Linked DNA regions of Homo sapiens: region 1 is linked to region 2. A link is a loop called in an ENCODE intact Hi-C map of the cell type or tissue named here. Cell type or tissue: right lobe of liver. All regions are shown on one strand. Links, peaks and the distances in the headings refer to the core of each region. The heading gives the core; the rest is flanking DNA.

The links. A loop is a pair of places that touch in the nucleus more often than their neighbours do. Peaks named below come from ENCODE experiments on the same cell type or tissue, not always from the same donor. Only the 100,000 strongest peaks of a DNase experiment are listed, where the experiment ranks them.
Region 1: a loop joins it to region 2, with 2.6 times the contacts of the local background. A loop is called at or near these places in 52 of 110 quality-filtered maps.

Annotation. Positions count from the first base shown.
Region 1 is chr18:45,197,886-45,213,385 of GRCh38, forward strand. It overlaps a transcript of SLC14A2 not described here. Among named protein-coding and RNA genes, the nearest start is that of MIR4319, 240 kb to the left of the region's middle. RefSeq lists an enhancer at 15,125-15,174. In right lobe of liver, for the core only: no CTCF peak of the experiment used is centred there; no DNase peak of the experiment used is centred there.
Region 2 is chr18:44,658,162-44,673,661 of GRCh38, forward strand. It overlaps LOC105372089 (a long non-coding RNA gene), which reads right to left and starts at 6,497. Exons shown (of 4, transcript XR_935417.3): 1 at 6,340-6,497; 2 at 3,905-4,047; 3 at 3,563-3,671; 4 at 288-583. In right lobe of liver, for the core only: no CTCF peak of the experiment used is centred there; no DNase peak of the experiment used is centred there.

The DNA.
Region 1 (15,500 bases), core at 2,810-10,809, 540 kb after region 2:
GTGCCAATCTAGGCATTGAGAGTAGAAGGAAAAATGAAAATCTAAAGCTCGTAGGAACTTTCAAAAGTCATTTCTAAAGGCCCCTAGGGAGTAGATAACATACAGACCAAGTTATCCTGAATATAAGTTATACTGATTATAACCAGAATATCTAGAATATTGGTATAATAAGAGAAAAAACATGGATGTGAAATTAGGAAGCATTGGTCTTAGCCCTGGTTCTGCCTATAGCTACCTGGGTGCTTTGGAGTTAATGAATTATTAGACATAGAATGATAATCCTGTCCAAATATATTTTGTTAAAAATAGAAAAACATAAGGTATGCAAGGAAAAGTTTAATAATACCTGGGCTTCTTTCACCCCTAATTAATAATCATGAATATTTTGCTATATTGTCTCTTTTTTAATACACAAATCATGAACACATAGATAAAGTTTACCTGGACCCCTCACCCAATACTCAACCACTATCATGAGTTTGATGAGTTTGATTCTTTCAGTCTATTTAAAACATTGCATCTAGTTGGTCACATTTATGATGTGTTCCTATTATAATTATTAAGGATTTTAAAATTTTGCATAATAGGCATCGATGCTATATACAAAGTCTTATTCTGTAGCTTGCTTCCCCCATGTACATTTGGATTTATTTCTACCATGTTATTTTGTGTTCTCTATATACTTTTGCTTTACTTCTCTATTTCCCTCATTAACAGTCTCTTTTGAATTGATACAGTATAATTTCCTCTCTTTGCTCTTTTCTCTCTTACACAGCTTTGTAAGTTAGGCATTTTATTTCTATTGTTTTAGTGGTTGCCCTCAAATTTTTAACATATCTGTGCTGTTACTAATTTTTTTAACAAAATGCACCAAGGAAGACCTTAGTATACCTCATATCCCTTAGATCTCCTCACTCTAATTTTCTTGCTACTGTTGTCTGGAATTGTAATTCCAACATGTTTTAAAGATAAAGAGAAGCATATTTTCTCAATTATTTACAGTAAACACCTATGTATTTTTATCATCACAATACCTAGTTTCTTTGTGCACCAATTTTCTTGATTCCCACTTCTTCTGGATTTAATTTTTTCTGATGAATTATACCCTACAGTAGTTTTTGCAGTGAGAATCTGATAGTATTAAACTTAGTCCTTAAATGTCTGAAGATGTCTTACCATTTTACAATTACTCTTGAAGGCATAAAATTATACATTCACAATTATTTTCACATAACACTTTCACCAGGTTCTTTTATTAGTGAAAAATAAGCTGCCAACCAGATTGATGGATTTTATGGTGTCTTCATTGCAATGTCCATATGTGGGTTTATTTTTATTCCTTCTGCTGTGTGTACACATTAGGCTTTTCTAATCTGAAGGCTCCTGTGTCTTTAATTTTAGAAAATTTTAGTTATTACCTAACTCTTTTAGACCCTCTTCCCAATTATTTGTATTTTTTTCTTCTAAAATTCTTATCAGACAGATATTGTTGCTTCTCAGCCTCCAAGTCTGTTAATTTCTCTGTCATTTTTTTTAAATCATGTTTTCTGTCTTCATCCTGGAAAATTTGTTCAGTTCTTTTTTCATTTTACAATTTCATTAATTGTGTCAGCCTAGTATTTAACTCATTGTTGAGTTTCTCACTTCCATCTATAATTTCTTTGAGGATTTCACAGATACTCATTTTAAAACTTATTTTCAGATTTTCCCATTATTTCTATTTCCTTGAATAGGAACCTCTCATTTCTTTGGTTTCACTCTTCTCTTAGGAAGTTTTCTCTTGTGCTCCTTCCTGTAAAGCCATTTGATGTCACCTCAAACCTCTTGGTTGTATGGGTTGTCTGGATTCATAGGACTCCTTATATTAGCAGCTAAGCTGAAGTCTTCCTTTCATAAAAAGGTGGCAATTCCATTCTCAATGCTCATACCTTCAATAGCCTGGGAACCACGATCATGTGAGAATCTTGACTTTGGCAGTAGGTTTTGGAAAAACCATGTTCCTAGAAGCCACCTTGGGCAGGCAAGAGGGGATGTTCCAATCTCTGTGAAGTGCAGTCTGTGTCCGATCAGGAGTCCACATATCCCCATTAAAGAACCCTAGCTGGACCATACATATGGAGCTAGTCTCAACTCCCTGGTGGCCATGGGGCTTTAACCTCTGCCTATATCTATAGGTTTTCTTTCTTTGGGGATCCTTGAATTTTTTTCTTAATACTTCGTGCAGTTTTTTATTTTAAAATATAAATAAATGTATTACATTCTTTGTGTTTGGAGTTGGGGGAAAGATTATACATGAACTTTTCTCTGCTGTGGAAGTACCCTTCGTTTTTCAGACAGGAAAACTAAACCCAAGAAAATGGAATAAGCTTGCCTAAGCCACAACCTAATTGTGGTCAATATGTAGATTAGGAAACACTTCTCTGCCTTAAATACATTCAACATGAGTCTCTTTGCCCCAGGATTTTGATGTTCAAAATGGAGAAACTAATGCCTTCCTTACCTTTATCAATACATTAGTGCAGTAATTTGAAATGGCAAATAAATGTGAAAGTATTTTGAAATAAAGTTTAGTCTCTTATGAGCATCACCATTTTAAAGTTCTGCTGTGTGTATAAGTAATGTCAATATTTTCATTGCTGAGAAATTATTTCTGATTTTTCTACCATAGAATTTGTTTTTTTCATATGCCATTTCTACCCTCAAAGTCATTTTTAGTATTAAAGAACCCTTGGGTAGAAAGTTACTTTGGGTAAACTCACAGAGACTAAGGAACAAATTTTAGTTTTTCACATTCAATAAACACCTGTTGAATGCCATTGTTTTCATGCACTTAGGCTTTGCCTGGGATGCAATATGTAGATTTCTTTTTTTAAAAAGAAACTTTTAAAGAATAGTTTTATACTTATAGAAATATTGCAAAGTTAGACCTCCAAAATACCCAATGCCTGCTTGCCTCTATTAACAACTTTTATCAGTATGGTATATTTATTATAATCAATAAACAAATCTTGATTCATTATTATACTTTTATTAGTGTTTACCTCTTCTCTTCTAGGATCCTATCCAGGGTACCACATTACATTTAGTCATTATGTCTCTTTAGGCTTCTCTTGGCTATGACAGTTTCTCAGACTTTCCATTTTTTGATGACCATGACCGTAACAGTTTTTAGGATTATGGGTGAGGTATTCTGTAAATTTGTCTCATGTTTTAATTCTGAGTAGAGTGGTGTTATGGTTTTTTAAAGGAAGACCACAGAGAAAAAGTGCTATTCTCATCATTTCCTATCAAGGATACAAAAAGGTGATATCATTTGTGATGTCTGAGGTAGTGTTAGTCAGGAAATCTCCCCTTTCCCCTGAGCATGCTGTATGCACTCTTTGGAAAGTAGTCATTTTAGCCAGCCCACTTAAAGAGTGGGGAGTTATGTTCTATCTTCTTGAGGGCTGAGTATCCACATCAATTATTTGGAATTGTTCTGAATGGGAGATTTGACTATTCTACCCATTTATCTATTTAATAACTCATTTATATCGGTATGGACTCATGGATATTTATTTTACTTCACTTCTTTATTTTTCAAGTTGTTTCAACTTTGGTCATTGGAAGCTCTTGGCTCTTGTGTTCCTTTGACATATCTAACACCTCCATGTATGTATGTGTGTAGTGTGTGTGTGTGTGTGTGTGTGTGATTAAATACTTCTTGCTTTCTGGGATTGAAAGGTTCTCTATGCTCATTTTGTATATTTCCTGTTTCAGCCTTAGAATCAGCCATTTCTCCAAGGAGTCTTTGTTTGTTTTAGTGAGTAGATTATTGACTAAAAGGAAATATGGCATTGAATCTAACATGACTGGACATTATTTTCTTTACTCACTCTCACTTATGAAAGATTTGGTACTTTTTCTCCTGTCAGTTTCACAGGAATAGGGTGAATGACCTTATAAAATCATTAGATTTATTTGAAAGGGGAGACTTTCAAAATGAAGAAATGTAACTCCTGAAGAAAATTAAGAAATTCAGCTGAGATAACACAGAATTTCACCCTTAATTGGCAATTCAGACCACCCATCTCTTCTAAGAATGGGTCTAATAATGAATTATCAAGTGAACATTTCTTAAATGCAAGAGCAAATTAACTTGGAGATATACTAAATTTCAAGAAACAAAATTATTTTTCTTTAATCAGAACTAAGGGCAATACTTCAGCAGGTATTAATAAGCTATTGTTGCTGGTTTAAACAAAGAAACTTAAATGTTTATTGTTGCAACCTATCTTTTATGTGTGCCCAGACTCCAAAGTCTGGTTTTATTTGTAAGGTTCCCCAACAGAGTGGTTGCTATAGATATAGCAAAAGCCCAAAGGACAGCATGCTGAGCCTTTGGAAAAACAGTTTCATTTCCAAAGGCAAGGAATAGATATTGAGGCTTAAAGGGAGTTGATCCTTAGGATAAAGTCATAGCTAATGTAAGGTTTTCAGAATAAAATCTAAGATTTCAGAGAAATCTAGGGACCAATTATGTGATGTTCAAAGGAAACAGTGAATACAAGTGAGTCTGAGTTTTTACCCAATGTTTGAGGCAAATATATGCAAGTCGTTCTGCTCAATGTTATCAAACATAACATTGGGGAGTAAAATATTATTTTTGTTTCGTTTTGTGATAATCATAGCAAAGAGGAGGAGAATGAAATGAGGATGATTAAGTCTGGGGTTCTAGTCTTCTAGTTTTAAGTTACTTCAGTTTGGAAATTACTATAGTGGTGTAACTGGACTACAGCCTGGTTCTCTCTCAAAGAGAAGGGGATCAGATTCTATGGGAAGTGGTTCTCTTGACCTCTTCTTTGAACCTGCCTCTCCCACCTGAGTTTCATCATAAAGTATGCTCATGTACCAACATTTAACATAGCCAATTAGTTTCTCAAATGGAGTTTTCCACCTGGAGAAGGCCAGGTGTACAAGTCCTCCTTATCTTCCATCAGCTCAAAGACAATAAGATTTGTAAAAATTTAACCTCTCAGTAATGTGTAAAGAAAAAAAAGGAGGAAACCATATGGCAGAGGGGAGACCAAGCAGAACCAGAGTGGTCACAGGAAGAATCACCGTTCCAGTGGTTCTGGCTGGGGCCGCTGAGTTGGGTTGTCTGGCTACTTAAGAAGCAAATTCTCCAATGGCAAAATAATCAGGTCCTCACATATCACTTGGCCATTGAAAGAGAACGGGATGCTAATGAGAGTAGTCCGAGGAGAGGCACTTCAAAAGCAAATCTCCTGAAATGACAGACCCACGTTAGTGCTGAGGGACTAAGGAGTGGGGAAGGACTGAGTGAGCCAGGAGAGTGAGCCAGGAAAACAAGCCCCTGGACACCTATGTGCCTTCAAAGTCGGCTGTCTTCTTTGCCTTGATCACCTGAGAAGGACTCCACATTCTTACCCAGTGTGATCTCCTAGGTGATATTGACTACTCTTCTCAAAACCATCACTTCAAGGTTCAGGCGGAACTGTGGGGTAAGGCCTAGCTCTTTCTTTAATGTTGTTTCTTCTTGCTAACGTTTGGAAATCCTTCTTTTCCACCTGCTCATGAGAGAAATTATCGGTTTCTAAGTTTCTTTTCATCTCCCTTCCCACCTACCGAAATAAAAATACAACACTGTGTGTGTGTATGTACATCATCATTTTCCTATTATTAAAATATCTGACATGCTTGTTAGCCAATAGTATAGATAATTTGCAAGCCTTTTGAAGATGGGATCCTACTTTTGGTGGCATGGAGAAATACAGCTGTGATTTCACATATGGCATCTTTCAATTTCTAATTAGTTTACTTTCAACAGCACCCCCATACCCTAATCCAACACCAATTTAGATTATAGTGTTAAAAATATCATCATAAAATGTAGCCTTGTACAAAGAGATGATCTAATTATTCAGCCTTGCTGTATCAGCCTAATGAATTATGCAGTCTTGCCTACAGTATTTCACCTGACAGAATGAGTGTGTCAAACACTATAGTGCATGAATTCTCCAACCAGCCTGTGTAGGTGCCAGAGCAGTGAGTGTTTAGTACCACGATCTGAGAGTCAGTTTTACGGAGCTTGAAGAGTGAATATTAATAATTCACATTTTTTTCTGTAGGGGTTGGGAATATGCATTATCCTAAGGGGCTTGTATGCACATAGAATATATGATATGTGATAATTGTGGTATATTTAATAATGTTCATTCAAACAAAGGGTAGGCTGTTGCATAATTACTTGCACATTATTCCAGAGTGGTAATAAAAAAATCTAAGAGGAATCCCCCAAGAGTTCCAACAAGTTTATTTGGGACAGATGAAAATCAACCTCTTGAGGCTCCCGTCAGGAGAACAAGAGGACATATTTACAGCTCTATCTGTTCACATGGGAGAAAGCTCAAACATCTACTCCAGCCACTTAGGTGTACTGAATGGCCGTTAAATGGAAACCTTCGGGTCTACTTGATTGTCTGTTCCAACATCACCGTGTGTGATTGTAGAGCTGGCTTGTGCGATCCCTGTGGACTGTGGAAACTTTTGACTGGTCTGATGGAGAGTTGGTATTTGATGACCTCTGAGAACATTGCTTATCAGTGCATGTAGACTCAGTATAAGTGTGGGTTTAAAGTCAATGATGGAGACTATGTATTCTTATTTTGTCTTATAAATAACACTCTCAAGAGTAATGCATGTATTGTAAATTCATTGTGGCTAAAAAGCCAAGTGCTCATTGGCATTAGCAATAAAAGAATGATAGTTAACAATTTATGGCCTTATATTCAGGTTAACTGGCTGATGTCAAGGGAAGATTTATTGGACATATAAGCCATGGTTTTATATCAGTGAGCCAAATTCAACCAATGCATTTTCACGAATTAAAAGCAGCTTCCAATTTTAAACCTATCACTGAGATAAAAAAAAAAAAAAAAACTTTCCCAGAGAAGGTACTTACCTCATTGCTTGCCAGAAACTTTCCTCTGCCTCACACTCCACCTATGCTAATGTTGCATGAAGAGAGAAGTTTGTATGAAGAAAGAGGGAGGAGGAGAGTTGGCTGAGTGAGGAAATACCTGCCTTGGGTATCAGCTCCCTCAGCTTTGCTCAGAACACCTCCATAGGAAATGTAAGTATTAAGGCACAATTATGTGCCTGGCCATGGTATGGAACTAGGTGAGAACTTGGAGCTTCCACTTGGTGCTGGACATAGGGACCTCTCTGTGTTGAGACTCTTTTCCCCAGCATGCGGGCCTCCTAATGGCATGGGGGCCCAGACCTTCCCCTAGCAGCACCAGCTTTCAGGCAGCATACAGGGCCAGGGATTAGTATCACCATTCATCCACTGAGGGATGATGGATGATATTCTCAAATCAGCAGGCCAAAGGTGGTTTAGGTATAATTTATACAAGTACAGGTTGCATGAACTTTAAGCCAGTGTGGGAAGGATGGGCTGGACTGTTATTTTATCAGTTACCTGACAGAGGATCTTTAATGACTTCATGCTGTAAGTTGCAAAACATTTTATTAGAGTCGACTCTAAATTATCTGGGGATAGAAGGAGCAGACAAAGCTGGACATCAGCATTTGTTGAAGCGAGCCGTATAATGAGGACCATTGGGGGTTAAACACAGTAGTAGGGAAAAGGTCATTGTTGTTGTGGTGCTTAAGAGCCCTTGATGGAAAAATAGATCGGGTAGATGCAATTCAAAGACACACCACTCAAGACTTCACTGCTTGCATTGAAGCTAAAATCCTGTCACTAGCAAACCAACCTAGTGGGTTTTAGAAATCTTTTCTGTTTTTCACATATTATAAACTTGAAGATTCTGTGGATCCTTCAGAGTACAAGGCCTTACAGAATGGTCCCTGGCTGGACCTATCCAGGAATCCATTCATTCTTTTATTCAACAAATATAGAGTGAGCATTTACCCTATGTGAATCCCTGTGATTTCAACAAAGGAATCTGTTGCTCTCCCCTTCCATGCTAGTGCAGGAGGACAGCAGCATGGAAAGAGGGAGGGGGATCCCAAAGAAAAGAGGAGAGTAATGATTCAGTCCACCAGTTCCAGCCTAGAGCTCTGCATTTAGCATAAGGCTCTCAATGTACTGTGAATCCAAAAGATGATTTGAAGAGGCCGGTGGAGATGGATAGGCCATGAAAATAGAGGAGCAAAGTGTGTTGTTTCATCTGTTTATGTGAGATAGTGGTCACTGAAAACAGAGTTGATCTTTACACTGAAATTTACAAGATAATTGTTCTAGTAGACCAGATGGTGATGAAATCAAGTTTTTGGCCTTTTCACGTAGTGTTCCATGTAGCCCCTGTAGCTCAGTCACTGGAGAACATACTTTCCTGAGGTTGGTGTAGTGGAAAGGCTGTAATCCTGAAAATCTGAAAGATCAGATTCTTGGCTCACCTTTCCCACCTCTCCTGGTTCCTTTTTCATTTGTGACATGAGGGTATTTGATTAAAGAAGCCCTAACAGTGACCCTCCAGAAATTTCAGTACACACACATACACATACACACACACGTACACACACACACACACAGAGATACTTGGCCTAAAAACGAGTACTGCCTAAAGGTATTCAGCGAGGTTAGCCTTACTGTGCAATAACTTGCAAATAACTTTATTACATTTCATCCAGTTTGAAAATTCTATGATTATATTTTTGTATGCCTTTCTCCTTTATAATTGAGCATCTATTGCAAATCTCTTATTATTTCCTAGGGTATATTACTTTCCCTGTGTATGTTCTAAGGAAACTACATTTTAAAGACAAAATAATCTGAGCAGTTGAGTGCCATACAAGGCTGGTAGGCAGGTACTAGTTTGGGGAGTTCTGCAACTCAGGCCTCTGGACAGGGGGTTACATACACCAAGAGCTAAGGATACCTACAGGGTGCTGACTTGATCCATTAACAGATCAGCAGTCTACAAACTAAATATCCCAAAAATCAGAACCTGTTGTCTTTCAATCCATTGTGGAAATAAGGGCCTTTATATGGACTCCAAGAGTATTCTGGTCCAGTGAGGCAATAATTCTCATCCTATCAGAGAATGTGTATTGCCCCAGTAGGACATGGAATGCCTGGGAATGTTCATCAGTATCCAAGTTTTCTGCATAGTAGATAATGTATTAACTATATCATTTACTCTGGTACCTAATAGTAAACAACATGCATTTAGGTACATTTTTTAACTACTAGAGCATATCTGTGTGCTCTAGAAAAAATGGTGAGGCTTTGCAAGCATTTTAAGTAGACAAGGGCAGGGTAGAAGTAAAATATCACACTTTAGTCAAAAATTCATGTGGCATTTTCTTATTTGAATGTTTATAGATTCTTGTTGGAGGAAAGGGAGAGATGGAGACATGAAGGAAAGAAGAGAAAGGTAGGAGGGAGAGAAGGAAGGAAGGGAAAAAGGGGGAAGAAAGGGAGAAAAGGAAGGAAAAGGGAGAGGGAGGGGAAAAGAAGGAAGGAAGGAAAGGGAGGGGGGAGGAAAAGAGAGAGAAAGAGAGAAAGAAAAAAGAGAAAGAGAAAGCGTAGGGGATGGAAGAGGGGAAGGAAAGTGAAGAAAAGGGGAGGGGAAAAATAAACCTAATAATGTGTGTGCATATGGGTGTGTGGCATGTGAGCAGTTGAAAATCTAAGGTTGGAATCAGAATCTAAAATGGAAATTTCAGTCATAATACTTAACTGGGTTGCTAACAACAGCTTGACCATCAGCCTTCAAACAATAAAGAGAATAATTTTTTGTTAAGAAGTTGACTCTGCCGAATGTAATGTGAAGAGAGTTAGAGATGGGTCATAGAGCAAACACACAGACATAGGGGAATCACGTTTCACGATAGAAATTAGTTTAGGGTGGTTAGAAATACTTCTAGTATTGCATTTTTTTTAAAAAAAAGCTAGAGATGCCCAGAATGTTTTCTTAATAATAACTAACATTTGCAGAGCCCCTTATAATTGACAAGGCTTTTACAGCAATTACCAAAGTTAATTCCCACAGTAACCCTATGAGTTTAAATATTAGACTTCCTATTTTACAGCTGATGGAACTGCTACTCAGGAAGTTAAGGGGATTTTCTCAAAATCACTCAGGAGTCAGCCATAAAACTGGGACCCAAAGCCAAACCTTTTCACTATGAATTGTCCTCTCAGCCTCTCTGCCTTCACATCCATTGAGGCTTCTGCAGTTACCTCTATATGACAAAGCTGTAACCACCTAGAGAACAGATATGCACTTCTCACAAGCCCATGGGCACCTAAAGCTACTTCTATAACCAACACAAAAATTTGGGCTTGGAGATCTAGAATTGCAATAAAATTGTTTAAAATACAGAACTAAAATATATATTTTTTTCTCAAATACAATTCTTTGAAGTATGCCTAACTTCTATAATAATAAAGCTTTGTCGTGATAAAGTTAAGAAATAAAACCATATGAGTTGCTGAGTCATCAACAGTGACCCTGCTTGCGGACGTTCATTTCTGAGAGACATAAGAGCTAACGACAAGCTTATGAGTTAACGCAGGTGGCCAACTATAGTGGTTACAACATCTCTGGGTCCACCTCTGCTTTCATAGGAACGTGCAATATGTTGAGAAACACACCTGCACATGTGGAAAGAAGGGAGAAGGAGAGACGTTAAAGGCAGGGGACTCAGGAATGTGTGTGCCCTGGCTAGGGATCAGAGTAAGCCTCGTTAGTTAAACTGAAGAGCCCGCCTTACAGAGCAGTGGAGTGAGAACCTAGAGAAAGAAAGAGACTGAAATGGCAGACTGAGAAGCTGGGTTTTATACTGAGAAGAGTGGGGTGTCATGATGGATGACAGAGTAGAAACAGGGCAGAGTGAGTGTACTTAGGGAAGACAAATCTAGTAGGAGCATGGAGAATCAATCAGATAGAAAAAGTTAGGGGTTTGGGAGACCTGTTGCAAAGATATGGTAGTATTATGGAATGAGGTAGCATGAACATAGAAATACCAGTAAAAAGAAATTATTATTATTTCTACTATCATTATTAATAAGGAACATTGTCAGAACTGGCTTTGAATCATTTTGAGATGTATGATCAAAAATGGATTTTGAGGAATGCTGGTGCCTCTGGAAATTAACAGGCATTTAAAAAAAAAAAAAACAACAACAACTGTGGCCGAGCACGGTGGCTCACGTCTGTAATCCCAGCACTTTGGGAGGCTGAGGCGGGCGGATCATGAGGTCAGTAGATCGAGACCACACTGGCCAACACGGTGAAACCCCATCTCTATTAAAAATACAAAAAAAAAAAAAAAAAAATCAGGTGGTGGCAGGCGCCTGTAGTCCTAGCTACTCGGGAGGCTGAGGCAGCAGAATGGCATGAACCCGGGAGGCGGAGCTTGCAGTGAGCCGAGATCACACCCCTCCTCTCCAGCCTGGGCAACAGAGTGAGACTCCGTCTCAAAACAAAACAACAACAACAACAACAACAACAACAACTGTGGTCAAAATGTATAGAAATTACAGGTAAAATCAGGTTTTAAAAATTTACAGCAGGATTTATGAGACTTTATTATGTAAAATATACATTTTTAATTTCTGAAAGGATGATAGAGAATGCTGCATTTTCTGAACATTTTAAAGTAACTAGAATCACCCCTTCCTTTTTCTTTTTTTTTTTAACAAGTAAAGAATCTTTTAGAATTTGTAGAAATGTCTTAAAGATTATTCTTGACTGGGAAATCAGAAACCTAGGTTTCAAGTTAGTTAGAATCTAATGTGTAACCTTGGACTGCTGTGGACCTTGATTTCTTCATTCATCTTGCTAACCTATTTTTCGAGATTAAGAAGATAAAAAGAGACTGCAGGGAAAGAATCGAGACAGCTATTTATTCAACAGCAAGTATAGCTGATGGACATGCTCTCTTATTGAGGCAATAATTAATTGGTCACAACCATGCCCAGTGCTCCTGATTCCACTTGATATAGTCCTCTAATATCTCAGGAAATTATCTACTGGAAACAAGGTCAAGCTTTAGAATTTTCCTCTAGTTTTACAACTTTATGCATACCATGTGATTATGTCAGTATGAATGCCCACAAATGGGATGGAGAAAGCCCGATAGCATCAGAAGTGTTCCTTCTCACCAATGCATGTCTTACCTCCTCAAATATCCATGTAGGCAACCCCTACTGTTGTCTCCAGATCATGGTCGCTCGAGCCCAGGGAAGGATGCTAGGCTTTTATGCCAAGATCTAGGGTCTGCAAGACAGAAACATCCAGGATAGAATGAGTATTTCATACCCATAGATTGAAGTTGGTATCACTTTCTGCACCTGATATTCTCCAACACTGTGTACAGATTGAAATGGAACTTTACTGAAAGAGATAACCCTCCAAAAGCAGTACTCCTTTAAATAAAACAAAGGTGGCCTGGCATGCTGGCTCATTCCTATAATCCCAGCACTTTGGGAGGACTGCCTGAAGCCAAGGGTTTGAGAGCAGCCTGGACAGCATAGTGAGACCCTGCCTCTATGAATATTTAAAACTTAGATGGGCATGGGGGTGTGCACCTGTAGTTCCAGCTATTCAGTAGGCTGAGGCAGGAGGATTGCTTGAACCCAGGAGTTCGAGGCTGCAGTGAGCGATGATTGCTCCACTGCACTCTAACCTAGGCAAGAGCGTAATGCTGTTTTGAAAGAAAGTAAAGCTGAGTATTGTCATATGCCTACTGTGTGCCAGGCACTGCCACAGGCATTTTGAATGTCATCTAAGTACAGCATCATGGACCACAAGATTGGTATTGGCCTCAGCTTGCCCTTGGTTTTGAGTTTTTGCTCTGCCATCTGCTAGTGTAACTTTAACCAAACCATTCAAATTTCTGAGCCTGGTTTTCTCATCTGTAATATGGTACCAATGTATAGGGTTGTATTGAGCATAACGTGATATAGAATATGGAATGTGTTGTTGTGCATTCTGTGATTCATTCATGTTAGGCTTTATTAACACTACTACTATTTTTTTCTCAGTACAACTTCAAATATTCTCTAACACAAATGAAAGAAACAAAGACTGAGGCCCAGAATGACAAAAATCTTAGGAAATTTGCTAAGTGAAATTTTATTACTAAAGGCAACAGGCAATGTTTTCCTATTTTCCCCTTTTCCCGAGTTGTGATCTCTCTTTTCAGATAATGTTCTTACGGATCTGAAGCACCAGAGAAAATGTCTCTATTTTGCTTTGACTTTTCTAGAAGGAGCTATTGTGATTTCCATCCAGTTTTGGAGTGCCAGAGTTCACCTTTATCATGCAGCCAAAAAGTCAATTTCTTGACAGCACAACCAACATATTTTCCCAGTGCCCAAAGTACAACTTGATGGAATGCTGTTTACCTTTCTCCCCCTTTTAAATCCCACAGTCTCAGCCGGGGGCTCAGTTCTTAGCACATTATTCTTTAGCCTATAGGAAAACTAACCAATCTTAGACCAAACAGAAAACTGCACAAAATTTAAGGTGAAAAATAGAATGATCTGCAGTGTGCAAGGCAGGTATTTCAAATTCCACATTGTTTCAGATGACTTCTTTAACTTTTAGGGAGAAGAAAAAAATTACAAATTAATTCAAATTAATTGTCATGTTGATCTCTCCACCATTCTACCCTCTTCTCTTCTTTCTTCTTACCTTCTTGCCTTCTCTTTCCTCCTTCTTACTCTCCTTCTCTTCTTTCTGCTCTCTCCCTCCTCTGCTTTTTTCTCCTTCTTTATAGCCATTGTAATCACTAGTGTTGACTTTTATTCAGCACTTACTCTTTGCCAGACACTGTGCTAAACACTCAATGTACACTACATTCTTTAGTCTGTCAAAACACAATGTACAGAACAATACATTTTCTGTACAAAAAGAAAATTAAAAGGCTGATGCCCAAAGGCTACAAAATCTCCAATGACAAAAACCATACCTGAGTGGGCTGAGTTAAGATGAGAGCCAACCATCTCAATAGAAAAGGCTTTTCCTACAACATAAATGGAACTTGTATTGTTACCTTAATGCTAATGTATTTTTAGGTAAATAGTGAATGGCTTCATTTAGGTATACATGTGGATTTGATATATCTACTTTAAAATTAGTTAATATTCTTTTAAATGACTCCCATTTTAATTGAATCATATATTGGAATTAATTCTTATATATTTTTCTGTGATAGGGTTATTTAATAATTATCCTGGGGTGAAGAGGGAAAAGTGGAATGCCATATTTATTCAACTTTTTATGTATATTTGTAGTCCAACATAGATCAAACTTTTGCATAGAAGGTATTTTCATTTCGTATAGTGCACATGTGAGTATATTTGTGCAAACATACCACAAACCATATTCCCTGGAGTTAATTTGCACATTGTAAGAAACTGTAGCAAGTCAATGTGGTATGAGGTATAACTGTATTATGGTTTTGAAGCTTAGCAGAACTGGATTTTAATCCAAGCCCTGTAATTCCTTAGCTATGTGACCTTGGACAAGTTCCTTAACCTATACAAAGTCCATCAAATTTCCTTTGGTGAAAATGGGGCAATAGTAGGCACCTCTTGCAGCTGTTGTGAAGGTTACATGAGAAAGCACATGAAAAGGTCTGGCATACAGTACGCGCAAGAGAAGCTAATCCCCCTCCTCCAACGTGATCCTTATTTATTGTAATAATGGCCCCTAATCTTTAGCTACACCTATATTGATCCCTTATCTATATAATCTAACGCACATGTGTATTATTATATTGTATGTGTGTGCACATGTGATACATGAGATACACTCACAACCGCATAGGTAATCATACTCCAAAGAACACACACGTATGCCACCCCAGGTGTACCCTTCAATGTAGGGTCAAACTTAAAGACGTATAAAACACCCACATACACTCACTTTAGTCCGTTGGTACTGTATTAGGACCTGGCCTATACAGAATTGTGAAAACTGATCCGATCCCTCTGTTGTGCCATGGTTAACAGTACCCACGTATGCCATAGATGTGTCCTGGCGCCATCTAGTGGGGGATCCAACTTTCTGCTCCATAGTGCCTCCTTAGGCTGGCTCCAGCCATTGCTCCAACTCACCATTTTGTAAGCTGCCTCCATCATCCTAAAAAACGACCATGCTGAAAGAGCTCCTCTGTATTTCTTGGCAGACCCTTTCCAGTTTTCATCCTGGGTGTTTCTGAACAGGAACATATCTCATTGAAGTATTTGCACCTCTACCTACAGACAAGGAAAAGGCTTGGAGCACCTCCATTCATTGTGCCAACAGGACCTGAATGACCGTGAGTTGCCCTGCATCATTTATAAGTCCATGTCTTCAGGATCTAGAAGGAAAACTCTGTATGCTGTAATTATATGGCTTTCTGAATTCACTAAATTTAGGAATATTTTATATATTTTTTTCAGGAGAAAATATATTCTTTCTTTCAATGAGAATATTGACCCACAAAAAGACACCACCAGTCAATTGTTTCAA
Region 2 (15,500 bases), core at 3,530-11,529:
CAACCCTATCAGATTAGGGCTCCACCATTATGTTCTCGTGTAACCTCAATTACCTCCTGAAAGCCCTATGCCCAGATATAGTCACAATAGGGATTAGAGCTTCAATGTGGGTATTGGAAGGGGGCGCTTAATTCCATCCATAGCAAACTGGATAAACAAATTAACCAACTTTGCAATGTAGAAGCAAATTCCTTCAAATATAGATCAAACATCAATACATGAATCTTTCAAAAGCATTAGAATGATCACATCAGAGCAGTAAAGCAAAAGTATCATGGTTAGAATCCTGAGGTTCTATCTTAACATTTATTTCGTTTTGGTTTAACTTCCTTTTTTACAATGAAGTACAGATGAAGGGAGTGGAGAGTGAAGAATGTGTTCCCCAGAAAAGCATCTTAAGAGAGTCTGAAGCTTGGATGTGAGCAGCCCAAATCAGGCCTGATGCTGTGCACCTGCTCAGCTTTGCACCAGGGAAAGCTGCTGGCTTATCACCACCTCAGGCTTTCTCCCATTCCACATCTTCCAGAAATCCCCGGCTCCAAAAACTCAGTTTTCAATTCATGTGGCAGGTAGAAGAGCCAGACTACAAGTACAGTAAAAATATCATGAGGATTTTCACTGGCAAAATGCAAATATAAAAAAGTAACAACATGCCCTTCATCCACTAATTTTATAATTCTTCTGAGACAAGCGATAAAGTTTTTTTTGCCTGGTTTTATTTCTCTTTCTTTATATACACACATAATGTTTCCCATTGTATTCTTTATGTTTACAGATAGTCTCTTTGCTCCATTACTTTCCTAAATCACATGGAAATCACTTGCAGTGTTTCTAGGGCTAAACGAGAGTAAAAACAGGAAAAAGTGGCAAATTGGATGCCAGGGATGGCCCTTAAGCAGGCTGTTCTCACACGGTAACATGCTCTCTCCTTCTGAGGCCTGGTTAAATCTTGACTGAACTAATTGGATTATGCAGTGGTCAGTCTGTTAATGAAAGTGCTGCTCATGTATACAGCACTTTAACTTTCAGAGGATTGCAATATTTACAACCTAATTTTATCCTGATAGTAGCTTGAGTTAATTAACTAGGCTAAAACCTTTATCCTCATTTTCTAGATGACATAACTAAGGACCTGAGAAGTCTAGATTTATGGTGTCCAAGCTGAAAGTCTAGTTCATGTCTTGGGTATCCTGACTTAATTGATCATTTTGGCTTGTGCTACTTGAATTCAGCTTGAAGCTGGCTGAAATGACATGGTTGACCAAACCACTGCCAGTCAGAAACTCAGCCTCAGGCAACTGCTGCTGAAAGGAAAAAGGAGCCTTGGATCTATGTAGACAGCTACACTAGTCAAGTCTGATCAAATTTATTTATTCCCAGAATTATTGGATCAAGGTGGTTCAGACAACTTGTGTCTATACAGAGCAAAAAGATACTGAGGAACTAAATCAGTTACCTATAAATTTCTGACTTGAGGGTCCTAACTGCATTGAATCACTAACATTTGGTTAAGGATTGGCTTCCATTAATAGACATAGGCATTTTCTCCTTGGAAAAAGAAATGTTCTGTGAATAGTCTTTTAATTAAATAGCCACAATTGTATCATGAATGCCACTAGAGAAGGTAGAGTGAAGGAGTCATGCTAAAGTGGGATCTTAGGGGTGAAAAGTGGGATGATGGACATACACAATAAGTCAGAGAGGCAATAAAATAAAGTGACTGTAACAAGAAAACCATGAAGAAGGCATCAAACCCTACATGGGCTGTAACCATACTTGTAATGATCACTTAGTTGCTCCTTTCAACCATGAAATGTCAGGCATGGAATCATAGAATTTCAATCTTTAAAATTCCTGTATGGTTAATATTTTTCTCATGACATTTGTCACATCACATATATTTAAAGAATTTGAAAAGTACAAAGAAGAAAAGAACATTCATCCATATTCCTACCCATCATTAGACACCTTGGTGTCTTTAGGGTCCTATCCTCCACAAATCAGTTCCCTGATGCTGATACTGGTTCCTCCATGTGTCCCACAGCAGACTCACCCAGGACTGGACTTGAAAACCCAAAAGCTTTCCTTGCTGTCTGCCCTTATCTAACCACTGAAGCCTTGTGTTCTGTTCTTTCCCCTCCAGGCTTGGTTTCCAGATTTCCAAGAATACAGCCAGCTACTCTGGTAACCAATTTGTGCCAACATGTTGATTAATGGATACAAATGTGCAAATCACACCAACCTTTCTTCTCTCCTGGGTGATCTGTATGTTTTAGCTGTGAGATGCCTTCTGGAGCTGTAAGGCTTGATGCAATGGAAATAGCCATTGTGGAACCCAACCGAGAACTCTTTGGTAGCACCCGCATATCACACTAAATAGGCAACCACTTGTTGCAACTAACACTTAGTCAGCTTCTTTTGCCAGATGGTGAAAGCCGTAGATAAAAGAACCCAGAAATCCAACCCAAACTAGTTACTGAAAGGGCCCGGATAAAACTTGGCTCCACAGATGCTCATGAGCTGGGAAATGGCAGGCAAACATGCAGTGAGTTATGGAAGTCATGCAACAGCCCTGGCCTTCTCTGAGATTCATTTTTTTGCAGAAAGGATATAGTAACAGCTAAATTGGGTCAGATCTGCTGCAGTGGCTGGAATAAAATAACAAAGACAAAAGCTTGCTGTGCAAAGAATTATAGGACACATGAAACCCCATGAGACTATCTATGCTATTATTCACCAAGGCGAGCCTTAGATGTACCCGGAGAGACGTCTGCCTTCACCACAATTCTGGGTTTCAAGATAATGATGTTGGATGTTCCAGCCTCAGAACTGTGGTGAAAACTCCTAACATCATACCAGTGTCTTTGCATATCCCTGGCTATTGGGTTGGTGATAAAATAAAGGGAGCACTCTATACCTGCTCCAAACGGCTTTTGGCTGAGATTCTAACATTATAATAGCATTGGAAATTAACAATGTGCTAGAAATGTTTTGTCTATATTATGTAAACTTTATAATAACGATGAAGACAGATATGTATTTACAGAAAGAGAAACTGACTCCCCAAATTTTTACATAATGGGCTTGTGGTCATACTGTTAGCAAAGGGACAAAGCTAATATTGACATTTGGGTCTACATGGCCCTGAAGAACGTCTTTTTATTATTATGCCAAGTTATTTCTAAGATGCAAATGAGTCTGTGGAAATTCAAAAGATGCTTTTTTTTTGAGACCGAGTCTCACTCTGTCGCCCAGGGTTGAGCTCAGTGGCATAATCTTGGCTGACTGCAACCTCTGCCTCCAGGATTGAAGCGATTCTCCTGCCTCAGCCTCCCAAGTAGCTAGGATTACAGGCGTCCACCACCATGCCCAACTATTGTTTTTGTAATTTTAGTAGAGACGAAGTTTCACCATGTTGGCCAGGCTGGTCTCGATCTCCTGACCTCAGGTGATCCACCCGCCTCGGCCTCCCAAAGTGCTGGGATTGCAGGTGTGAGCCACCACACCTGGCCAAAAATGCTTTTCTTTTAGTTAGTCTCCATAAAGGTTGTATGATACTCACCCAGAGATTAAAGGCAATACACAGATGGAATGGCAATTCATCATAACTTCCAATTATTTAATTCACCTTCAGATTTCCACCCGTCAACTTCCTTTATTCCTTAAAATATCTGTGAGGTTAAAACACAAAATGTAAATGGTAGAAGAGGTTCAGCACAAATCCATCTTCCCCATCACTTTCAAAGACTACTTAACCTCCACCTAAGACATTCTGAGTTTGTTAAATGATAAATCCAAGTCAGCCAGGGGTCTCCAGAGGCCTTTTTGCTCTGTTCAGGACTACAGTTAGATGACTTCCAATTATTTTCCCCTTCCTAAGGATTCACAAAGATCAGTGTGTTACCTGAATGATGAGGCCAGATACTCTGAATTCAGATTTAGCATTTCCCAGTTTCACCCCTTCCCTCTCCATCTCAACGTTGTTTTTTCCAAGGAGTCTGTTACTTCCCTAGTAACCAGAGTAGGACAGGGCAGGTGCCATTCCCACTGTAGGGTACATGCAATGAGAGGAAGAAATTAACACCCTTACATATATACAGGGCAGTCCATTAATAGTCTAAGTTGAATTAATTAAGGCAATTACTAGTTTTCCCCTAAAAAGCAGAACACTTTAAACTCAGGGGGAAAAAACCAGAAAGTAGAAAAATATTATCTGAAGAAAGAGGCTATTTAAAAGCATGGAGCCTTGGAAAGTGCTATAACTCCTGGCAGATCTTGGAGGGCTCAGGAATGGGTCTCATGTTGCCTGAAAAAAAAATAATTTAACCTGGTTTTGCCTGGAACACTGAAGATTAACTCATGATTTGCACATAGAATAATCATTAAGGCAAAAGTTTTCACCTATTGATGATCTTTGCTCTAGAACTAAAACTTTACTGTAGAACAAAAACTAAAATCGATGTTCCCTATTTGCCAATTTTACACCCTTTGAGGTGTTAACCATAAATGTGTAAGCTTCAGATTTTCATTTCAGGTACAAACTAATATTTTAACAGGAAACCTCTGGTAACAATGTCATAACACAATAAAATCAGTCTATGGATACTCATTTCACTTAATGAGGCAGATAAGTTTGGCTAGGAAGGGCCATATAGTAATATAAATTCTCCTTAAGAACCAATCAAAAGTATGTAATGTGTATTGACTTTGGAATTCAAGCACAATGAAACCTTACTTACTCTGCATAATGTGGTCATTATTACTACACTATTAGTTTATTGAGCCACAGGAATATTAACATTATATCCTGTTGAAGAGCCTTGATTAGTTAGGAGTAGGTCAGAGAGTGAAAGTAAGTGAAGAAAATTCTAACCTAACAGTTAGAAACTACAAGAGCGTTGATTTTTTATGTAAAATATGGGTAGATGATCCTGGACTGACATAGTACTCTGAGATACCATGCTCCTTTAGTGCATAGTCTCAATCTCTTGGTCCAAGTGGCAGCAACTGCATTCTAGGTACTGTGTTAGTATGGAGAAAAGAAATGTCAGGAAAGGCATTTCCTGAAATTGTATATACCACTTTTACTATCATGACATTGGCCGGAATCATTCGGCCATGACTTGGTGCAGAGGAGGCTGGAAGTGTAATCTTTATTCCCAGTATTCATAAAAAATGTGGAAATTCTATTATTTTGGGGGAAGAATGAGTGAATTGACATCAGGTTATTTACCACAAGCTCTATTAAGAATTAGGCAAAAACTGGAAGAGAAGCCATCAAAGCTCAATGTGTGCATGTGGATGGGTGAGAAGGTGTGTGCTTTGTTTGTATTTTTCATAGCATCTATAACAGACATCTCCTTGCTGATGGGTTTCTACTCAAGAGACAAGACATGCATGTGGGGAAAGATATCGAGAGATACAGGTGGGAAACCAGAAGAGCCAATGAGTGATAGAAATGGGATGTGCAGTGGTTCTTCAGAGGATACAGGTTTTACTGTAGTCTTCAGCAGTAGGCTTCTGGGAGGAGTTGAGGGTTGAGGAAGGCCCCTGAAAATGCTGACATTCATAAGTAGGCAGAGAAGAGGAAGAAAAGACCAGGGAAGGGACATAGAATATTAAGCAATGGCATAAAAAGAAGAGTAAGTCTAATCCGGCTACAATATCCCTGCTGCACAGTGTAAGACAAACATTTTTCATTTTTAGTTTCTGTCATTTCAAATATTTATTTAATACAAATATTTCTTTTCTTTTCTTTCTTTTTTTGTTTTTGAGATAGAATCTTGCTCTGTTGCCAGGCTGGAGTGCAGTGGTGCACTCTCATCTTATTACAACCTCCGCCTCCCGGGTTCAAGTGATTCTTCTGCCTCAGCCCCCTGAGTAGCTGGGACTACAGGCACACACAACCACACCCAGCTAATTTTTACATTTTTAGTAGAGATGGAGTTTCACCATGTTGGCCAGGATGGTCTCAATCTCTTGACCTCGTGATCCTCCCGCCTCAGCCTCCCAAAGTGCTGGGATTACAGGCGTGAGCCACCATGCGCGGTTACAAATACTTCTTTAATGCCCAGTCTGCATCTAATACCTAAGAGTCATGCACCTAAGAGCCATGACTCCATTCAGAACCCTTTCCTTGAGAACCACGTAAATTATTCAAATAAATATTTTAGGGAAATATATAAAATTATATAAGGCTTAGTGTACAGAATCGGGTGAAATAATGGTGGAAAAGAGCTGAGACATGTAGACCAAACAGAATCAAAATCAATAATTAATCTGAATTAACCAGGTAATAGAAAGGAGAGGATTATAGGGTTAAAAATAAAAGACAAAAACCTGATGAACTTAAATAATCATCTCCTCTTGTTTTTTGTCTATGAAGTGTCAGAGAAGGGTTTCTTCTTTTCTTCCTTCTTTTCTTTTTTTTCTTTCTCAGTGTAGACGTTCCTATTAGACTATAAGCTTGAGGAATGCCAGGACTACATCTGTCTTCATTGCTGCTCTACTTCCAGTGCCTAGCAAATTGAAAATGCAAAAATATTTGCTGAATCAAATTGAAATCTTAATCACAAATATGTATATGTATGCATTTAAGAATATTACTTGTGTAACACATATAAATGCAAACCCAAATATATATAATTAAAAATAGGCTCATAAACAAATTTGATTGCAGAACACCAAATTTTAAAATTTTTTGTACTTATTTAAACAATGACTGGAAGCAGCTCAGAAATGTTTGACTGTATGCAGGTCAATGATAAGAACACAATAGTTATATTTTGCTGGTAAAGTCATTTTAAACTTGTGAATCATGTACCTACATATGAGTGTTTAAGAAACTATTTAACCTTTTACAAAATATTGTCTTTGGGTTTATTAATTTATTGTATCTTTACTGTCTTTTTAATTAATTTCTGCTATTATTTAAAATATTTATTATTTCCTTTCTTCTGCTTGTATAGATTTATTTTGCTGTTCTTTTTCCTAACTTCTGTAAACTGATAATGAGATGATTGATTGATTGATTTTTTAGCTTCTACAATTTTCCATTATATATGTTAGGGCTACAAGTTTTATTCAAATCATGACTTTAGCTGCATTGCCAAAGTTTCATTATATTGTATTTCAGTTAGTTATAATCTATCATCGTGATTTTTATTGTGATTTCTTCTTTGACTCATGAACTATTTAGAAGTACATTGCTTAATTCCAGATAGGGATTTTATGATTTTAATGGATTACCTCTTTGATACTAATTTATAGCTAATGCCATTTTTTAATTTTAATTTTTGTGGGTACATACTAGGTACATTTAATATTATTTATTTATTCTTTTTTTTTTTTTTTTTTTTGTAAAAGCAGGGTCTCCCTATATTGCCAAGGCTGGTCTTGAATTCCTGGGCTCAAGCGATCTTCTTATTTCAGCCTCCCAAAATGCTGGCATTACAGGTGTGAGCCACCATGCCCGGCCAGTTAATTTTATTTTGATCAGAGATCATTCTGTGACTTTTAAAATGTTTTAATCCTTTGAAATACGTTAAATCATGCTTTATAGTTCATGAGCCATGCACATCTTTCCAGTTTTTCCATTTGTCTATGCTTGAGGCTGGATATATTTTATTGTCCTAACTGCCAGTTTACCAGTCCTCTCTTTCATTGTATTTAATCTGCCAATAAACCCATTTATAAAACCCTTACTTTCTGTCACCGAGTTTTTTCTTCTAGAATTTCTATTTCTTTTCTTTTTAATAAGAGGTATGCATCTGGTTAACTTTTGCAACTTCTCTTTTTCTAAATATGTAAATAGCAGGTATTTTACAATCCGTAACTGATAACTCCAAAATCTGGATAACATTTTACTGCTTTATTCTTTTTTCTTTTATTCATCTTTTTAAATGCTTAGTAACTTTTTAAGTTTTTTAATTTGACACAGAATAGATGTACATCTTTTCAGAGTATATGTGATAATTTAGTATATTCAAATATATGTCTTTTCTTTATGCATATTATTCTCTTTTAGCTACTTTAAAATGTACAATAGATTGTTGTAAACTATAGTCACTCTACTGACCTATTGAACACTAGGTCTTTTTTCTTTTATCTAACTGTGTATTTGTACATATTAATAAACCTCTTTTCATTCCTCTCCTATGAGTCCTAACCTTGGGGAACTCGTAATGCCTAGTACTATTGATTGAATGCTAGATATTATGTACAAAAATTACAGAAGTTCTGGTCAATGTCACATTCATCTGGAAAAAATGTATTTTTGATCTTTATGAGCAGTTTACCTTAATTTAGTCAGATATTGAACTGATTTGGAGCTGGACTTCTATCACTCTAAGGCCTATTCCATTTTGATCAGAGATCATTGTGTTTCTAGGTTACCCTTACCTTTAAGATGAAGGCTTCAGGAATTTTAGATGAAAGCCTGGGAATACTTATCAGAACTCCTCTTTCTTGGTGGAGCCTGAACTATAAATTTTTTTTCACATATTTTGTCTGCACAATAACTCTGTTTAGATTTTTAGCCTGTTAGTGTGTTTTCTCTTTGACCTCTCAATCTCCTGTTTGGGAACCATCATACTCCTCACTAGGAAAAACGGTATAAGAGTTTAATTATTTGTGTTTTTCTTCTCAGTGTCTTTGGTCCTTCAAGTCCTAGCTGCCTTGGAAGCCCTAAACTGCATTTTTTTTTTCTTCTCAGTTTCTGATATTATCAGACTCTGCTCAGCTCTTCTACCTTTTTGCTTCTACTTTCTACTTCGTTTTTCAGACTCTTGCTTTATGTGAGTTTTCTGAATCAGCAAATGCTTTGAGGAAAGAAATAGTGAAGACTACCAGGTTTTCCTCAATGCATTTTCCTTTTTGAGAGAATCCTGGCACCTAACGTTTTGACTTCCTTGATTGTTCTCAAATGCCTTCGAAGAGATGTGCTTTATTCTAAGCAGGTGAGTAGGTACAATGCAAGTTACTCCATTGTAGCCGGAAACAGAAATCTATTTATTTCTCCATATAACTAAAAACCTACTATAAGTTACCCTTAGTGTTAACCTCAAGTTCTGCTTAGCCAGCAAAGTCATGTAGAGTGATACAGAGAGCTGGGGAATTTCAATAACAGAGTAGAGGGAGATCACGGTAGAGAAGGATCTGGTTGGAGCTTGCAAATAATCTGGTAACTACTCCTGAGAAGGTGATCCAATCGGTTGTTGCCTCCTCTGGCCAGGACTCCTGTATGTCTTCAGCTGAACTGCTTCCCTTCTCTAGGTCTCTTTCCCCCCCAAGGCCAGAGTCTCCTGAATGTTAGTGTGTATGGCCAGGTAGGACCCCATTTGTGTTTTCCTTCTCTGTGACTTTGGCCCTTCAAGTCCTAGCTGCCTTGAAAGCCCTATGGTGCATTTTTTTTCCTTCTCAGCTTCTGATATTGTCAAACTCTGCTCAGCTTTTCTACCTTTTAGCTTCTACCTTCTACCTGCTGTTTCAGACGCTTGCTCCATGTGGGTTTTCTGAATCAGCAAATGCCTTAAGGAAAGAAATAGTGTAGAATATCAGGTTTCCCTCAGTGCATCTTCCTTTTTGAGAGAATCTTGTACTTTACATTTTGACTTCCTTGCAGTACCTCTTCAGAATCACAAGGGCTAAACAGGTAAGTATCTGATCTAGGCACTACAGGGAAAGCTTGATGATAAATACAGAAAATAGTTTATGCAGATGTTTGTTTGTGGGGAGGTATCAAATGTTAGGGATGAGTTGTGGCATGGAGAAATCTATGGCAAGGAAAATCCCTAGTAGTAGTTAGTATCCAATAAATACTTTGAAATCACTGAAGCAGAGTGCTTCTTTCCCTCCTTCACTTAAAATCCCCTGGGCAAGACAGAACACTTGTATTTATACTAGAGATACAATACTTCTGATTTTTTTTCCAAGCTAACAGATTTAGCTAACTAACTGAAAACTAGACCTTGAGTAAAAGCTACTGAGTAGATAAGAGAAACTGTTTTTACAATGTATGAGGACATTTTCAGCAGCATCTCTCATGCTGCCTCCTCAGTTCTCCTGCTGGTGTCTTCCCTCCCTCTTCACAATAGACAGACTGATTTCCACATAAACTTAAATCCCATTCAAACCAATCTGATTTAAGGAAAAATTTTAAGTAATCTTTTCATCTCCCTTTTAACCAATAGGGTGATAAAAAGAAACTGGTTTGTGCAAGTCTTGTTGGAGCAGCCTAACATGATCTGGTGCTGAATATTTAATTTCCTGCCAGGATAGCCTATTTCTGTACTGATCATTGGACATGACTCACTGCCCTACAGTGGTTCCACTCTGACCAGTAGGATCCCTCCACTGAAGTTTCAGAAACAGAGATGCCTTCTTGGACATCCCCTCTGTGGATTCGTAGAACTCCCCATTTGCTGTAATCTCTATTATGACCATCATTTCCCATTGGTCTGATTTGCCTTGTATCCGCATTGCCAGATGTAGGTCCCTGCCTTAGTCTTGCAATCTCCTTCCTTCTCCCGGGGTCATGAGCAGGTCTTCCAGAGGCTGGTGGCAGGGTGTTGCCACCCTAGATTTACTCTCACAGTGTCCTGTCTGCTTATTGGCACACCCACAACTTTATCTTTGACTCTTTATCTCCATTGTGTCTAAACTTAGTGTCGCTGGGGGAAGGCTTGCCCTGCTTATCTTGCTGACCCATGGCTTTCAGCCATGACTTTTACCCAAAGTCTGTCACACCTTCTTCACAGACACAGCATTAAGTTCCAACTCTTTTCACACCTGCTCTGGCACAACTAATAAATATATAAATCCTAAGATAAGGAATATAATTGCCTTCTATCAGCCTTGTGTTTTATTATGCTAGAGAAAAGGCGTAGTCACTACTTTCATTAAAGAGGCATTCTTATTGAAAGACTAGCATGCACAAACAAGTCAACATTTTATCTTATGCATGAAGGTTTAAGAAAGTTAAGTTTTATTAGCTTGTTCATTTTATTTTTCCTTTCTGTTCTCAAACTTGAGAATATTGGTTAGAGGTAATTGCGTTATACATCACAATGCTGCAACCATATACAGGTTGCTGCAGTGGTTAAAGCATTAGATACAGATAGTAATACTATCTAAAAGTTGTTACATCACCATAAACAGAATTTTATTATTATCATTATTATTATTATTAGAGACGATAGCTCACTCTGCCACCCAGACTGGAGTGCAGTGGCACAGTCACAAGTTAGAGCAGCCTATACCTCCCAGGCTCAAGCAATCTTCTCACCCCAGCCTCCCGAGTAGCTAGGACCACAGGTGTGTACTACCATGCCTAGCTATTAAAAACAAATGTTTTGTAGAGATGGGGTCTCCCTATGTTGTCCAGGTCGGTCTCAAACTCCTGGGCTCAAATGATCCTGCTTCTTCGGCCTCCCGAAGTGCTGGGATTATAAGAGTGATCCACGGCACCTAGCCCACAAACAGAATTTTAAATGACTTGATGAAATGATACAAAAAATAAATATAATCCAGGTGATGTGGAAACCACTCTCATTTGCTTGCCATCTTATGTGTCAGACACTGTGCTCTACTGTCTTATACACATCATCTCATTGTTTAGAGAGAAGGAACTGACGGTGGAGAAGTTGAGGAATAAAATGAAAATGAATATACACACACATATAATTTAATCGGTTGAAAAAAATGTCAGACAGGGCTTGATGAAAATTATTTTTAGATACAAGTTTTTTTCCCCAATTTTAAATAATGGATGATACAGAGTGATTAGAGACAATATTATGGGTTTCCACAATATTGTCCATAAGGAAATGTATTCATTTATAATACTATGGGAGATGTCCAGGTGTATATGACTTTGGTAAAATTGACTGAGGATCTGGATAAGCAAAGTTGTGAGTTATTGTACTCAATCATCATTTTTTATTGAATTCAGAGGGATCTTCAATCAACTTCTCTGCTGACCTGAAACTAAGGGATTTAAGCATCTATCTGGATTAAATGTATCTCCCAGGCTAGGATGGAATCTTACCTTTCATAGTATATTCCACAGTCCCTACCATTGTGTCCAGTGGCTTATAATATTAAGGATGGATGTAGCCTACATTTTCAATATGAATATATGACATTGTAATTATTAATTTTTCTTTGCAAAAAGTGTGCCAACCATTTTCAGAAATACCTCATACATATTTCATACTTACGGCTTGTTTTTAACCTCTCAAAATATTGTTTCTTTTACTTTTACTCTGAAACATTTTGTTACTTTCAATTATTACAAGACAAAAATTTAAGTAATTGGCTGAGAGAATATTGGTCTAAATGAAACATTCAACCCAATTTTGTTTTCTTTGGACCACCGTTTAAATGGAAAATGAACAATTGCAAAGTGTATGTCAAATTATTTTCTCAAAGAGATACTGCCCAGATATCTCTCCTTTGAAGGCTCACTGAGATGGCCATTTGCCGAACCTCCTAGTTCCTAGTTTTCTTTTTCCTGGTGTGCATTGGTCTGCAGAAAGTGTAACCAAGCCCTGGCATCTGAATACAATGGGAAGGACTCTGAAACTACAGCCCAATGTGCTAGTTTTAAATCTGGCTTTATTACCTGCATGCTTATCTTTCTGGTTCTCAGTTTTCTCTCATCACGAAAATGAATTGTTTTGGTCCAAGTGATCTCTAACAAACTGCCAGCTCTTTAATTTGAAGTCTCAATGATTTGTTTAGTTTAGAAGGCTGAAATCAACAAGCCTATTCAATACTTACTAAAGAGGCCATGTAAGGAGCATCCAGGTATCTCTTTGCTGCTTTCTGGCTAGGCAGTCGTGCAATAGAATGGCTATGTGAAGCAATGGATAAGAGGATGGGCTCTGGAGTCAAATTACCGGGCTTTAAATCCCAGTTCCAACAACTACTGGGTGTAAAACTTTCCTCAATTTGTCTCAGTTTCCCAACTGGTTCAGTTCCATGGATCTTGTATTGAATCACTTGGAGCTGGGGTTGAACCAAATGACATTTTTAAAGATCTATCTAGTGTCAAGATCCACAGTACTATATTTGATAGGTGCGCTGATGCAAATAACTATCAAGGAACAAAGAGTGACTCTGTGGATTTCAACTTCAGAGTTTGAAATGAATCCAATGTTCAGGAAGCAGAGCTCAAATTAATGTTTTCCCATGGCCATCCTCCTACCATTAAAAAACTGTCCTCTACCCAGATCTCTCTAATGCTCATATGATGTTCACCAAACTAAGAACCAACTCTATTTAGCAATAATAGGCTGACAATTTCACATGTTTCTAAAATACTCCATGGTAAACCTGAATGATCTAGCTAGGACTAGCCAGGTTCCTTTCTATCTATGTCCTTTGCTTCTTTTCAAGGCAGTTCAAGTTGTCCATAAAAGCTTGCATCTTAACTGTGGCTTACTTGGATCTCTCTCTTCTTTCCATCTCTTAGCTTCATAGTATCATATAGATAGAGAACACTTTATAGGTCATCTCACCTAAGCTCTTTCCTATAAGATAATCCCTTCTATACACTCACATTAGTCAATAGCAGATATAGTTCCATATCATGTCTTGTATTTTTTTCTTACTGTTTACATGTCGTCTTGTCTGACAAAATTGCAAGCTGCATGAGATAGGCATATTAGTCCATTTTCACACTGCTGTGAAGAAATAGCTGAGACTGGGTAATTTACAAAGAAAAGAGGTTTAATTAACTCACAGTTCCTCATTGCTGGGGAGGCCTCAGGAAACTTACAATCATGGCAGAAAGGGAAGCAAACACATCCTTCTTCACATGGCAGGAAAGAGAAGTGCAGAGTGAAGAGGAGGAAAGCCCCTTATGAAACCATCAGCTCTCATGAGAACTCACTATCAAAAGAACAGCATGGGGGAACTGCCCCCATAATCTAATCACCTCCCACGTGGTCCCGCCTACAACACATGGGGATTATGGGAACTATTAATACAATTCAAGATGAGACTTGGGTGGGAGCATAGCCAAACCATATCACAAGGGAAGGGCTGTGTATGGAGGACTCTTCTGCTACTAATAGCTAGAGCTGGCCTTGGGTATGAGGTTAAGAATAAGCAGTAACCTCTGTTCTTCAGGTTCAAACACTAAGAGATGAAAGCAGTAGAATGACAGATTGGGTTCACATACATTGCATGAGTCTCTTTAAAAAACTAAAAGTTATCAAGGTGAAAAACATTTCATCATAGTTTTTATATTTGCAGTACCAAGTTCAGGTCAAATATACTAAGTTCTAATGAACGTTTATTGACAAATACATATGCTATGTATCTCCTGTACTCTCACAGCCCCTAACATAACCTTGGCCACATAGGTGCTTTTCATACATTATTTCATTTAACTGCATTTAATCCTCATTGAAACTCTAAAGAGTTGGTGCTACTATCTATAAGCTCATTTTTTTCAGATGAAGAAGCTAAAATGCAGAGAGGTAGCTTGACTAGTTTTCCTCAGGGTGAGTCAAATTCAAACCTGTCTAACTTCAAATCCAAATTCTTCTCCTGTTACAAGATGACCTTGTGTTGCAAGTATGTAAATTCACGGAGAGTCTTTACTCTTCATTCTAAATCGACCTGGAGGGCCAGCCCCATCTTTGACACATTCCCTGTAGTCCTGCTGAAGAAGTGCTTGGGGCTACTGGGCCACGGGGGTACCATCTTCTTGGCCTCAGCCATGGGTACCAGGAATGTGCCTTTGACGCACTGAAGGCAATCAGATATTTTCCTATGAGGAAGCTGTATTCCAGAAAAGATTGCCAAAACAGTTGGAGGTTATCATGGAGGGTTAGGAAAACCAAAGTCAGATGTAAGCTAAAGTTATATAGGAGCAAAAGCAAGAATCTTGCAAAGAAAATTTGTCTCCAGATGGATAAAAAGAAACACAGGCAGGCAAGAGTCAGTATGGCCCTGGAGAGGGAGACAGAGGAGCTGCCTGGCAACTTCCCAATTCCCATGAGGCCTGACTATACTTCTGATATCTGTCTTCTAGGAGGTTCACCTTTATCTTTTTAATAGATTCCCTTTTAACGTAAACAAGCCATCCCTACAATGACCTTTCTGTGCATCCCTTTTTCTCTTACAGCCCATGTGGGTGGGATTTTTAGGGAGAAAGAAGAACCTCCATGATTCTGTGGTATTCCTCTGAGATCTCTTTTTGGCTCCTATGCCAACAGAGTGATATAAACATAAACTCCTGACGGCAGGGCTCCTAAGGCCCTGCTAGGAATTGGGAACATTTCAAATATTGCTTCATATTTGGAGCACTCTGAAGTCGCAGTGACAAATTTACCAAAGAGCCAGAAAATGAAAACCCAGAAGAATGCTCTTCTCTACCTTGTTGCCTTTCAAGTAGTGAAAGCCAGTCTCTTGGAGGATGCTTACAAGGATAAGTGTGCCAAGAAAGCTTCCTTTAGTGAATTTCTTGCAGCCAGGAAAGCAAAGTTTCC